2 separate regions of the Homo sapiens genome follow, and region 1 is linked to region 2. Evidence: chromatin contacts called from ENCODE Hi-C or POLR2A ChIA-PET data. All regions are on one chromosome and are shown on one strand. Each heading gives the region's core, a stretch centred on a gene start or an enhancer-like site at or near the end of the contact. The rest is flanking DNA. Distances are from core to core; before and after follow the strand shown. Region 1 has its middle 13 kb from the start of MIR2277. Region 2 has its middle 32 kb from the start of LINC02058.

The links. Hi-C counts contacts between places; a loop is a spot of excess contacts on that map. ChIA-PET counts read pairs that join two places held with the same protein, here RNA polymerase II (POLR2A). Pooled maps may share reads with other maps.
Region 1: a loop to region 2 is called in a pooled map, with 2.8 times the contacts of the local background. The contact joins two enhancer-like sites. A Hi-C loop is called at or near these places in 3 of 50 pooled maps. POLR2A ChIA-PET finds 5 or more read pairs at or near these places in 2 of 52 experiments (HEK293 and OCI-LY7).

The regions. Positions count from the first base shown.
Region 1 is chr5:93,606,274-93,608,973 of GRCh38, reverse strand. No RefSeq gene overlaps it. Among named protein-coding and RNA genes, the nearest start is that of MIR2277, 13 kb to the left of the region's middle. RefSeq lists a silencer at 857-1,151. Within about 2 kb of position 1,438, at least 4 of the 41 ENCODE cell types and tissues checked have a DNase peak (open chromatin) inside an H3K27ac peak, as active enhancers do.
Region 2 is chr5:92,906,860-92,909,559 of GRCh38, reverse strand. No RefSeq gene overlaps it. Among named protein-coding and RNA genes, the nearest start is that of LINC02058, 32 kb to the left of the region's middle. Within about 2 kb of position 1,427, at least 2 of the 41 ENCODE cell types and tissues checked have a DNase peak (open chromatin) inside an H3K27ac peak, as active enhancers do.

The DNA.
Region 1 (2,700 bases), core at 189-2,688, 700 kb before region 2:
CCAAAGGTAGAACATTTCTATACAAATTAGTTTCCAAATCCTAAAAGCAAGTAACAAGTTAAACTCTCCCATGTCAAAGTGTTTAAAGTTATAAAGAGATATTTTTAATTTGCAACCGTTGCCTTCCTCACCAGCAATCCTTTCTTTAAAAAACAGACAATGGTATGAGAGCAGTGGGTGCTGTGAAAATGACATCTTCATTCGACAAAACAATATTCAGGTCTTTTTGGCTTATCTTAATTTTTTCCACCAGAAATTTAGAACTACTGATTTTCTCTCTTCGTGCTTCAACACAAAGGAATCCCTCCAAAAGTGTTTTGAATATCTGAGAAGAATCATTTAGTGATTGAAATAAATATACATTAGAATCCACAAATCATTCTTCTTGTGAAACAAGCTGTGTAGTGACTTTCATTACTAATATTAAAATATATCTCTTTGTAGACATAAATTTTTAGTACTTGGGCTATAAAGAAATCATAATACTTTTTCAATCAATTAATGCTATCTCATAATGACAAATGAAAGTAATAAGTTCCCCACATCAGCCTGATTCATCTTCGAGTGAGAATGGGGAGTAGTGGTGGGAGAGGGTGGTGGACTCTAGTGGGAAACCTCGACGATTGTAAATCACCATCTGGACCTGCTGAGTTGTCCTCTTGAAAACCTCAATCACATTCTTGGAGGAAAGTTACTAAGGTGCCTTTTTAAGTGCACCAGAACAGGTAATTGAACCACACATGTGCCCTAAATTTAGGTGCAGAGTTTCCCTGAATTTCATTATTATATGGATTAAGATGGGCAGCTCCCACCTGGACGATACCTTAATCAAAAAGAGAAAAAGTGTGACGAAAACAAGGGCAATAATAACATTACCAGCACTGTACTGATCAAATGCCCACAAATAGTTCAGAACAACGGTGCTAAAAAGCCGCTTTAATTCTGAAACAGAAAGTCCTGAGACACCGAGCGCCATCTAGCAAGCAAAGTTAGAATCAAAGTATGCCTGAGTCAAGCACAGAGCACAGAAGGACAGGGGATGGGGAGGTAAAGGGGGACTTCGAGATCACTTGCTGTGATTTAACCATCCACCCAGTCTCACCTGAGCCCAGAGCTACCTGCAAGTTTCTGCTCTTCGCCTCACCGACCAGCTCAAATAAACCTAACAACTGAGGTGAGACAGACCGTTTCTGCCTCCAGCCAAGGCTAAAGGACAGCTCCTCGCAGGATTGCTTATTGTCTTTAATTAGAACAGGCCGCTTCTCCATCCCCTCCTACCACCTCCCCAAAATCAGCCTAGTGTCTAACTAGTTTTGCACCTTCTTATCCAAATGGGGACAAAGAGCAGTGCCTGAAAGGCTCACCTTGGGCTGAAATGATTCCCAGGGCTTCAGCGCAGAGGAAAGCGCATCGCTGGGAAAACATAGCACGATATGAGAAGTCACTCTGAGTTTACAAGGCTGCCCAGACGCCTCCTGACAGGCGATCTGAGCTCTCTCCGAGTGGCATAAGACACATATTTACTTAACAAGCCACTGATGGTCATGGAAATGGAATGCTGCCTCCTAAATATAAATGCTGTAACTTTATTCTTCTCCAGGCAACTGGGTCTTTGATATTTTCTTTGGCTGAAGAAAAGTCAAAGGTAGCTAGAAAGCTAGAAAACTACCCTGTTAGTGTGTAGCTTGAAGGGGGTGGGGGTGGGGTTGAAACACTTTTTAAAAATAATTTTAAAGTTTGAATAATGTTACCTAATTATATGAATATTCTTTGGAACTGGGCTAACAATGTAACTACAAAATAAAGCTTCTGGGATTTCAATGTGAAGAAAGTAAAGAATAATCTGCTGGTTTCTGTAGAGGCAGGTACCGCATATTTTTCTTTTAAACCAGTCCATCTGAATTCAAAAGACTGAGAGAGTTCATCTCAATAATATGTGTGCTTTCTAAAGAGTCTTTCTGGAATTTCATTTTAAGGCTGGAAAATAATCCAGTGTATATACATGCTAGTCTTAAACTACTCTTAATTTCCTGCTATTGAATATTGCCTCTATAGTAGCTCATTGATTCACATTGTTCTTAGAATACAGAGCCAGAGCTAGGCTTTTCTATTGTTCTCTCCTCATCTCCATGTCCCACACACAATTTTTTTCCCAGTGAAGTGAAGTTTTGTAAAATAACAACAAAAACAAAAACAAAAAAATTAGAAAATGAAATATTAAAATATTCCTGTTGAATATCAAATGCTACTCCAATCTCAGGTTTGCTACTTAATGAACACAAGCACAATAGATATGAAATAACAGTCCTCTTGATTTTTCTACTGTGCTATTTGCTGTGCAAAACAACCACATTAAGAATAAAGGAAGCATGAGATAAGAGTATGCTTAACACACTCACAGGTCATAGAACTTACAGGAAAAAAAAATCTCAGAAAAATCACAACCCACCCAACAAACCTAAGCCAATAAAGAGAGACTTCATAGTTTAACCCACAATTTAGAACACATCTAATACATTTCTACAAAACCTCCTTTTCTCCTTATGCCTGAAAATATGTGTAAAGATCTGAGGATGGACAGTAGACACAATTCATGCTCTCTCTTATTTCCCTCTCCCTCTCTGAAGTTCAGAAGAAAAGTTCCCAGGGCAGTCTTGCCTCCGGATGCCAATAAAAATTTAACTTTGTGTGTGTGTGTGT
Region 2 (2,700 bases), core at 178-2,677:
TAGACCATCTTATTGAATTAATGCACAGATACAGCTAAAGGAATAAATGCAGACTTAGCAGTGTTTAGCCTCCCAGGCACCACCTGCTCCTTGATTCTCCTGAGCTAGGGATTCAAGAGCCCCACTCTTCCCGAAGACACTACAAAACATTTGCAATGGCACACTTATACTCTCACCCCTCTCCAAGCCTGTCTACCACCAGAGAGTCTCAGTTTGTTAATGCAGTACATTTTCTGGAGTTAATTTTTTTTTCCCCTTATAGTCTAGTGAATAAGCTTCTTAACAAGATTGGAACATATTACATACTTTGGCTTCCCCATCAAGCCTATTGCAGAGAATTCTGGATGCAGTGGTGAGACTTTCTGAACTGAAACTGCACAGCTAGGAAGTTATATTTTCAGCTTGATCTCAAAGTTTGTAAACTGGTCTGTTCACAGGGATGCAGAGGTGTCCACAGTAGCTCTAGTGAATGTAGAGCTGTACCAGGCCTGGTAGAATATCTTTGAACCTTTGAAAATGCATTAGTCTTTCTCTACTAACATTCTCAATTTCACCAGCTCAGAAACAGATTTTGTATCTTAAGTATAAGTTATGATCCCCAACTGTCTCGCAACTTAAGTTCTGATCAAAAGTAGATTTGTTCTACAGCCTGGCTACGGAAAAGGCCTGCTTCCTCTGTATCCTCATTCAAAACTTAAAATAAATAGTATAATGTCTGTGTATGCAATTTCTAATGGAAGTATTTTCTGAAAGGCAAAACTCAAGAGTTATTTGTTTAGTTTTGATTAAAGTTGTCAAAGGCATTCTACTGAAGTAAAATAAATTATATTTATATAATATTGATTGTTTTAATCTAATAATTTTAATTTTAAAATGTTGGTCAGTGCAGCTGTTTAGGCACCAAATGATCAGGTAGTGATGATTGTCTGAAACTTCAAAAATCAGAGCAAGAAATTGTCATTTATTGTGTTCTGACTTTATGGAAGTCTCAATGAATGCTACAAACTTTTCCAAGTGATGTTTTACAGAATTGCTTTTAAAAACCCCAGAGGGTAAACAGTATTCTCAGAATAAATAGAAAAATGCTGACCTTGTCAGATTTAGCTGCTGAAAGCCAAGCTGTTTTAAGACTTGGAAGATCAAGGGTCACAGTTATAAACAACACAGATAAAAAAAGAAGAAAAAAGAGGAAGAAAGTAAGAAAGCTGGAAGGAAAAATAAAGTATAGTGAGTTACACCATGAATATAAGTAATAAATACATTGACCTTGACAAAAAGGGAATGAGATACTTATGTGGAAATATAAAATAAAAACAAGGCAAAATTTTTTTTAAAAACTCGCAGCCCAAAACTACTTGAAAAAGATGTTTCTTAGAGTATATTTAGAACCGGAAATGAGTCACTTTAATTTCATCTGTTTTTGGTTTCAGAAGGGGAGAAAGGTCAAAGCTTCTTTGTTTTAAGTGAGCTGGTCACTCCTTCTGAAGTGTAAAATGATAGGGGTCAGGAGTCCTAATGAAACAGGCATTTCCCAGACACCCAGAGCTGCAGAAGAGGTCTCCATAGTGGCAGGCCAAGAACTGGGCTTCAAAAAGGTGTTTTAAACAAAGGCAAGGCAGAGCTTGACCCTTTCTTGACTTTCACCATATGGACAACAGGATGTAGAAATTGGCCATTCCTTTCTATATTTTCATAAATTATCACACATTATAGCCCCACAACCAAACCATTATAGTGCCATTCACACCTAGGCCCAAGACACAGAGGTATATTTTTTATATTGCCCTGGTACAGGTGATGTTTTCTGTTAAGCCTAGATGAACTGAAACAATATTAGGAAGAAATTCTCATTGCTGAGAACAAAAGTACGCACTAATAAAAAAAGTGAGTGTTCTTAAACCTACTGGATTCAACATCCTTTGAATGGGAACGTTAAAATATAATACATCCAAAACAGTGTTGGGCTCAAGCTGACTGAAGAGACAGATTTTAAGAAGTGAGCCCTATCTTTACTCTGAGCACGGAAGGCCAAAACAAACTGTCTTCTTCAGCAAGAAAGTAAGAATACATTGCTTTCTATGTCTTCACCAGATTTGTCCAAGGTAAGGAGGTCTGGACTGTGGAGAAGATGGAGTTTGGAAGGATATGCAGCTTATAAATGCAGTTAGACACAGAGGATTTCCATTGCATCTCCAGTTTGTTGGTGGCTGGTTCCTCCTTTGCTGGTCTCTTTTATTCCATCTGGAAGATTCTGTTCATGTACACCTCTGAACTCTAAACTAGTTGTTCCTGACTTTGTCTCTGCAACATTTTTTCAGGCCTGTTGTATTCCTGACCTTGCTTCCTCTGTGCAATATATTTACTCCAGGTCATCTCTACCATGCCTGTCACCATTTTGCTTAATGGTTGGGGTTTGATGTTTTTGACCTTGGGTTGAACCCAGGAATGAATAACTTCTCTATACTGGCTCAGTGGCTGAATTATCAGTGTCTTTCCCTGACAATGTGCATGTTTTCAATGATTAGAAATGCAGCCTCCAAATAAGGAAAAAGGATAATATTTGCATAGGCCGTGCTTAGTTGCAGGTTTTGGAGCCGGAGATGTTCCAGCATAGATGCCTGTTCATAGAAGTGCTCCAAAATTGTATTTAGTGTAATGACACGTCCTCTTTAAAACCCTTTATAACTTTCTTCTTCCCTG